Regions from separate parts of the Homo sapiens genome. Here region 1 is linked to region 2. Evidence: chromatin loops called from intact Hi-C (ENCODE). Cell type or tissue: mesothelial cell of epicardium. All regions are shown on one strand. Region 1 overlaps ERI3 (ERI1 exoribonuclease family member 3). Region 2 overlaps ERI3 (ERI1 exoribonuclease family member 3).

The links. A loop is a pair of places that touch in the nucleus more often than their neighbours do. Peaks named below come from ENCODE experiments on the same cell type or tissue, not always from the same donor. Only the 100,000 strongest peaks of a DNase experiment are listed, where the experiment ranks them.
Region 1: a loop joins it to region 2, with 11 times the contacts of the local background. A loop is called at or near these places in 1 of 110 quality-filtered maps.

Annotation. Positions count from the first base shown.
Region 1 is chr1:44,335,527-44,339,526 of GRCh38, reverse strand. It overlaps ERI3 (ERI1 exoribonuclease family member 3), which reads left to right. Exons shown (of 9, transcript NM_024066.3): 3 at 205-482. Among named protein-coding and RNA genes, the nearest start is that of ERI3, 18 kb to the left of the region's middle. In mesothelial cell of epicardium, no CTCF peak of the experiment used is centred here; no DNase peak of the experiment used is centred here.
Region 2 is chr1:44,237,345-44,241,344 of GRCh38, reverse strand. The region is part of intron 8 of ERI3 (ERI1 exoribonuclease family member 3); the gene reads left to right. All of the region lies in intron 2 of ERI3-IT1 (ERI3 intronic transcript 1), which reads left to right. Among named protein-coding and RNA genes, the nearest start is that of ERI3-IT1, 4.9 kb to the left of the region's middle. RefSeq lists enhancers at 1-629, 630-1,258, 2,669-3,312. In mesothelial cell of epicardium, CTCF peaks have their summits at 2,815 and 3,019 (motif pointing right); DNase peaks (open chromatin) are centred at 1,376, 1,717 and 3,084.

The DNA of each region.
Region 1 (4,000 bases), 98 kb before region 2:
TTAGGGTCTTGAACTTTAGTAACGAATACTATGATTTAGAAAAGGGGCCCAGAAACACTGGGGAGTGGCCCATGTTGCGTGGATATTCCTGAAGACTAGATGGAACAGGGCCACAGTGGGAGGGAGTAACCCAGGCTCTCTGTTCTTTTTTTTTTTTTCTTTCTTTTCTTTTTTTTTTTTTTTTTTAAACTTTCCTCCCCTAAGTTTTAGATGCTTCTGGATGTTCAATGCTAGCACCTTTACAGACTGGAGCAGCTCGATTTTCTTCGTATTTACTTTCAAGAGCAAGAAAAGTGCTGGGCTCCCACTTATTTTCTCCCTGTGGTGTTCCGGAGTTCTGCTCCATATCCACCAGAAAGCTGGCGGCCCACGGCTTTGGCGCATCCATGGCGGCAATGGTGTCCTTCCCTCCCCAGAGGTATCACTACTTTTTAGTGCTGGACTTTGAGGCCACGTGCGACAAGCCACAGATTCATCCTCAGGTAACTGTTCCATCATTGCTTTAGAAAAGGTGGGGGGGGCAAGGAGGGAGGGAGGATAGTTTTGCTTCCTGGGACACAAAGGAGCTTTCTCATGCCTTCCTGTCTTTTAGCTACTCATTTAGAGTTCCTGTCTAGGAAGCAGGACTTGTTTCAGGTATGCTAGTGTAAGGTAGACCTGAGAAGTCTCTGGAGAGAACTGGGTACATTGTTTCTCTCTAGTCTCAGCTTTTGGGAATCAAAATATTTCCTTCTCCCGTCCTTCCTTTCTCTGTTCTCTTCTTTCCTCCATTCTCCTGCTACTGCCACTTGTTCCTTTAAGGAGTGCTATAGTAGCTGGCCTCCAAGATGACCTCAATGATTCTTAACTCCTGCTATTCACACCCTTGGTAGTTCCCCTCCTGCACTGAATCAAAGATATTCCTGTATAGCTAATAGAATACAGTGGAAGAGATAATGTACGACTTCTGAGGGTAAGTTATAAAAAGTATTGCAGTCCACTTTGCTCTTTTGGACCACTTGCTCTGGGGGAAGCCAGCTGTCATGCTGCCAGGACACTCAAGCAGCCCTGTGGAGAGGCACATGTGTGTAGGAACTGAGGCTCTTAGCCAAAATCCAGTGCCCAACTTGCCAGTCATGAGAATGAGCTATCTTAGAAGTGAATCTACCAGCCCCGGTCAGGCCTTCAGATGACTGCAGCCCCGGTGGACATGTGACTTCAACCTTAGGAGGGACTTTGAGCCAGACCAGCCAGCTAAGCCACTCTCAAATTCCTGACTCACAGGAACTGTGAGGGATAACAAATGATTATTGATGTTTTAAGCCACAGGTTTTGGGATGATTTGTTATGCAGCATTAGATAACCTGAGCAAGTACCATTGTTGGTCTGTTGGAAAGGACAATTTCTTTGCTTGCTTTTTTTCATTAGTCACCAGCTGTGTTCAAAGACCTTTTAGCTTTTAAGTTAATGCTGCTAGGAGGCTTGGATTAGCTGCAGGTGATATTGAAGTATGTGGTGTTTGCTTTGAGGGAATGATTGGGGGCTGATGTAGCAGTTCATTGTAGTGTTGGTGCATTGAATATGTCTGGCTCTAGGACTGTAACTCTTCTCTATAGGGTTAGGTTATAGAGTGTGTGATGCATAGACATGTTGCTCTGGGAACAGCTTTCAATCGTAAGGAGGAGGGAGAGAAGGGGACCTCAGCATCGGGCACTTCGAAGGTAGGGAGGAGTGTGGTCCATTTAAAGATAAACTGGGTTTGTCTGTCATGGTTGGTTTTTTCAGGAAGGGATCTGTCTTCAAAATGGTAAATTATTTTACATAAAGCAGGTATGACAACCTCTAGTGTTCCCTTTCTCCTCTCCTCTTTCCTATACTCCCTTAATGCATTGGTCTGCCTTTGAGGCACTGGAATGAGGCCTACTGAGGGCTGGGAACCCAGGAGCTGGATAAGGAGAATATCCTAAAGGAAGGTCCTTTGGGTGTAAGGGAATGCAGCTTGGGAGCTACTCAAGCCACACTTACGTTCTCTGCCTCTGGCTCCTGCCTATACTGTAGTCTTCTTCCATGCCTCCCCAAACTACTGGATTTTCTCTGGTGTGGTGAGGGCAGCTGGTGCTTATGCTGGGAATTTTGGTTATTAAGATTCTCCCATGTTGGGAATTAGGGATCCAAATCTTAATATGTCATATTATTTCTTCTATTTCAGTCACTGGGTAAGCCCTAGTGGGACATGAGACTAAAATCTAACACATCTCTGTCACATATGATTCATCCCTCTTCTGATCCCTCATAATCGCTTGGCACCTCTGTTATGGCATTTACTGCTTTCTGGCATATGCTTATATATGTGTATTTTCTTACCTTTTCAGTTAGATTATAAACTCAGATAATTATGTAGCTCTGTTTTCTTGTCCTGCAGAGGGTCCTGCCAATATTCCTGAAGGTGAAGCCTGAATCATGTCTCAGTTTGGTCTGTCAATGTCACCTTTCATCTTTCTTTCAAGGGCTTTATTTTTACTTATTTATTTATCACAATGCTGAAGACATCATGCAGTACAGATTTAAACAGCTTGTATCACCAACTTCCTTCCCAGACTTAGGCACCAAGACCTTCCAGACCCAGGCTGAGTTAGGGCTTCACATTGTTTACCAGGGTCTGGGCCTGATTAAAGATTATCTCCAGAATCAATGAACCCTGATGATGTGATTCCAAGGGCACTTAAGGAATTGGCTGCCCTGGTTCATTATTAGCAAAGCATTAGCTGTTGCTTTAGAGAACTCGGGAAGAAGCATTTGCTGTCTTGCTTATCTTTAAAAGGAGAATACGAATGATCTTGGAAATTATAGACCCGTTAGTTTACTGTGATTCCAGAGAAGATACTTGACCTGATCGTCAGATAATCAATCAGCAAACAGCTAGAAGAGCGTGGGGCACTGAGTAATAACTTACATGGGTTTGTGAAGAAGAGCAAATCCTGTCAGATCAATCTTAACTTCTTGCTGTGACATAGTGATGGATTTGAGTGGATCTAGGGCAAGTGATAAATGTAATGCATCTTGACTTCATTAAACCTCTACAATGCTGTGATCAACAGTTGGGAAGGTGAGTTTGGGGCCAGACATCTGTGTTGGACTACCCATCAGACCACCTTCAGGAAAGGGACGGCAGGTTGAAACTTGTTAGTAGCAACTTAAAATCTCCCTTTTTTATGGGAGAGCTTTTTTAAGGTTTGCAGGTAGCAGGATCCTGATGGGATTCAGAGAAAGCCAAGAAGACGGATTGGAGAAGTTGTCAGTCCTAGATAGAATAGCATCCTTCCATTGAGGTCAACATAGGTCCGGTTCTTATTAGAGCCCCTGTGCTGTTTAGGTCTTCTGGTCAACAAGGGAAGTGGAGAAATTGGAAAAGCTCAGGAATTGGACCACAAATCATTAGAGGCACAAAAATAGAACTTAGAAAATAAATTGATTATAGTTTTGGTGACTGATTTCTTGTTCAGACTGAATAAATTCATCATGTGAGGAGTAATTATTCCAAGGAGTACGATAACAACTTGCTCTTGATTTTAATAGGGACAAAAAAGAAAGAAGTTTAAATGGAAGCAGGAAAGGTTGAGATTTGGGATGAGAATGAACTGCCAGAAGAGACAGCAAAAGGACCGGAATAAGGTATACACCTTAGATCAGCCTTCCTTAGTGCTGTCTCAGAACGGCTTGATGGCTGTCCATTTGACAGAGATTCTTTGATTCTTTTTTTTTTTTTTTTTTGAGATGGAGTTTCGCTCTTGTTGCCCAGGCTACAAGTTGCTCTTGTTGCCCAGGCTGGAGTGCAATGGTGTGATCTCGGCTCACCGCAACCTCTGCCTCAAGCAATTTTCCTGCCTCAGCTTCCCGAGTAGCCAGGATTACAGGCATGCGCCACCATGCCCAGCTAATTTTGTATTTTTAGTGGAGGTCGGCTTTCTCCATGTTGGTCAGGCTGGTCTTGAACTCCCCACCTCAGGTGATCCACCCGCCT
Region 2 (4,000 bases):
GATTCCTGTGGGCTGGGGGATTAGGAGCAGCCACAGATGGGAGATAACCGGACTTCATTTCAGTTTATTTTCCTCCTTATCCCCTCTCCCCACCTTCACTCCCTGAAAACACAATATCTGTAGTTTGTGTTTTCATCAATATTTGCAAGTCATTACCACTGGTTTAAGGTGAGAGACAATGTCAGGGCCCAGACCAGGCCAGCCCCTCCCCCAGTTCCTGGTACCCTGAGAATCAATCCCTAGAGTGGCACAGACAGCCTTCACTCCAGTGGCATTCACAGCAGCCCCTCCTTTCAGGCCCACAGTACTCATGGGACAATCCACACTTCATGGGCCAGCCCTGCTGACCTACCCCATCTGACCTAATGCCAACTGACATTCCTTAAGCTGGGCCCTGCCCTTCCACCTGCAGCTACTGTGGGACATCCCTCCCTATGCTTTGGCTCCAGCATAGGTGCTCTGTCCTCAGTATTAGCTGTGCCCCCTGGGGCTGCCCCTACCCTTCTGCAGGGTTCTGGACCCTTCCTCTTAGCTCCTCCCATCCTGGACACTACTGACCAGGCCTAGGCCCCACTGGGCAAAGTGGGGCCTGTGGCCTGCAGAGAGGGGAATTTGTTTGGTCTGGTCTGAATCACACCAGTGTCATTCTACATTTGCTGAGGGCCAGGTATTAGTACAGAGGGCTTTATATCTGTTCTCTCATTGAATTCTCAAACCCCGTGATAAGGGCTGTCATCTCTACTGGATGTGAGGAAACTGAGGGTCCAGAAGGTTGTCATGACCGATTGCTGCTCAGCAAGGAAGTGAGAGAGCAGGAATTTGAACATATCTCTCCTAGTCTAGGGTTGGAGTTCTTCACCACCACGAGTACTGCTTTCCTTCCATTCCACCAGCTGCAGACACGCGACATGTCACCACGCCTGGATCCATTTAAGAGAGCCATCCTTGTACCGTAGGCAGAGAAGTTCATTCAGCTACTAGCCTGTGAACACAGACCCTGACTCAAACCTCCTACTAGGCTAAACCAGCCCAAGCCAGGCTGAACCAGGCCAAAGGGGACTGGAATCAAATAGGCCCTGCTCTCAGGAGCTGTGTGTCTGAGACAGTTGGGCTGTAGCAAGAAGGACACACAGAGGACAGAATGTACCCAGCAGCTGAGCCAGCGCAGAAGTGTGTCCCAGCACACGGCCTCTAGGCCCATGTAGCTCAAGGAGGGGCTGGTGTAGCCCAAGCCAGCCTGCTGTGGTGGCTGAGGGTATAGCTGTCCCAGAGGCCCCTCCAAAACTGGGTCCCTGCTGTACCCTCCCACCAGGCAGGGCTGGGAGCTGGGAGTGCTGGAGACATGTCCAGGGACACGTGTGCAAGGGGAGCTTGTCCTAATGAGGAGAACATGGCTGCTAGTTAGGCAAGGGGCGGGCGGGGAGCCGCAGAGCTGATTGAAGGCAGGGGCAGGGGTCAGACAATTAGGCCCAGATCCTGCCGTTTGATGTGAGTTCTGAGGCCTCAAAGCCTCCCTTCAGCCGGCTCCCTCCACTCCCTCCTCTCCCTCCTCTCCCTCCTCTTTCCTTTCTTCTGCCCAAAGACAGGAAGGATGGAAACGCTTACACTCACTGTTACTATTATTAAACGCTGTGGCAGGCCAGCCAGACCCCAGGATTCCTGCCCACAGGGGGCACCCCAGGCCCCCAGGAGGTTCCTTGGGCCCCAGAGGGAACATCTGGCAAGAGGCCAAGGCCAGGCCAGCTGAGCCCCAGGGCAGGGTAACCCTGCCCCTCTTGCTTCTGAGGCAGGAGAGTGAATGGGGCCTCCCAGCAGGAATTTGGGCTCTGGACTCTGGGCTCTAGGGGCCATATCCCAGGCCTGCATTAACCATCACCTCCTGCAGCCGCTTAGTTCTTTTCTATCCTGGCCTGGGGCTGAGGGTTGAGGGTGTGATTCATTCACACTCATATCCCATCACACAGTGATCTGCAGCAGTCACATCAAGACCTTTTGCCACAAGATGGAGATAATGCAGAGTCTTGCAGCCCCACAGCAGTGTCACACACCCCAAAGCAGACCCCCACACCAGATATCATAGCCACACATACCATCACAGGCCATACCCACAGGGTCTTGCACATAAGCACCTACTGTCCCCTGCCACAGGGCCCTGAGTTCTTAAGCCCCTCTCCCAGAATAGCTAAGAATAGCAGTTAGATCTTATGTCCAGGGCTGGGGGTTACCAGGCCCCTTCCAGTCTCCCACCCTAGGAAATAAGCCTAGAGAGTTGGTAGTGACCAGGGAGTGGGAGGAAGCTGGATTGGGGGGGGGAGGGGGCAGCAGTGGGGAGAGGGAGGGTGGGAGCAGAGATAAATGTTAGCTCATTTCTTCCGTAATTAGTTACTCCCTCATCCCCGCGTTGTAATTGTGAACAAGCTGTAATGTTTAATTAGTCTGTAAATGAAACCCCAATTTCATAATGGCCTGGCTGACAGGGCTAAGTGAGCAGGGGAGGAGGAGGAGGGGACTCTTCCTCCCCTCCTCCTGCAGGGTAGATGCAGGCTGTGGGATCACTTCCTTTTCCTTTCAGCCCCAGTCTGGCCTCTGTGGGGGGAGGCTATGTGATGGGGTTCAGTCCTATACTCTCGCTGTGAATATCCCTTCCATGGGCCCATCTTACCAGAGGAAGGGGAGAGGAGGCTCTCAGGCATCCTTCCTGCCTCCCCGTCACTCTTGGGTTGGGATAGGACAGTCAGCCCAACCCAGATGCTTCTGGTGGGAGAAGCTGACTCCGGTGGCCAGGCCTTGTGATCTCCGCAACGATGATGCTTCTTCCCTAAAGGCCTTTGCTTGGAACCTGGCACCTCAAGATCTGGCCCTATACACCGAAAGGAGCCGGTGATTGGTTTAGGCCCCTCCCCGACCTGTCCCGTCCCACTGCTAGGCGGGATCTAGCCCTGCGCTGACACCCAGGCCGGCCCTTACTCTCCGCAGGGATTATCACTGCAGCCTGCGATAAACCGGAGCTGCCGCAGGGGGGAGCCCCTGGCCCCGCGGCTGCCTCATTGGTCTCTCCCTGTCTCCCCCACAACATCCTCATTGCCTGCACACGCCCCCGCCCCGCCTGCCGCAGCCATAAATCTCAATTTACGAGGGTGGCTCTGGTGGGGGAGGGAGGCAGCACCGCTAATGATGGCTCCTCAGCTGGATTTTTCATGGTGCACAGTCATAAATTTTTAAGAACAGCATGGGCAGCACGTTAGCGAGTTATCGAGGCTGCCTCCGTGCTGGCTGCCTGGCTCCAAGAGAGAAGAGCAGAGGCCGCGTAGGGCCGAGGAGGTATTCTGGGGCAGGGGTGAGGCAGGGCACCCAGAGGAGTCTAAGGCCAGGGTAAGAGGGCCAAGCAGACGGGCTAGGGCTACAGTGAGCCTGTGCACAGGACAAGGTAGTGCTGCCGGCCGCCGGGAGCCAAGGCCAGGCACGTGGGTGGGATCAGGCACGTGGGCATGCAGACCGTGGCCTTCGGGAGCCCCTGATGGATGCCTCTGCTCCAAGACTTGACACCATGATGTACAGGGAGCCTGGAGACGTATGGATTTTCAAAGTGGCCACTTTGAATAGAAATACAAACCCTGAGCATGTGCACAGTGAGGCCTCTGCCCTGGCAGAGCTGCACCTAGTTCATAAACCAGGTGCCTTTTAGGATTGTTCTAGAGAGCTAGGGTGCCTGGGGAAATGCCCACAGAGGGAGCATATCTTGATATGCTGGAGCCTGGAGCTGGGCTGACCTCATTCAGTTTAAGGCTCATGCCTTCAAGGTTGAGTGGTACTAGGTAAGTCATTCACTATGGGATGTTTCTTCCTCTTGAAAATGGGGTTGATGCTGGCCTCTAACTGTCAGGCTCACTGGAAGCAAGAACTGTAAAATCTTTGGCCCATATTTGCTCCTTCATCTATTTAAATTTCTAGAAAAGTTTCTGAGTGAAGTGTCTGGGAAAGAGATCATTGTGGGAGATGA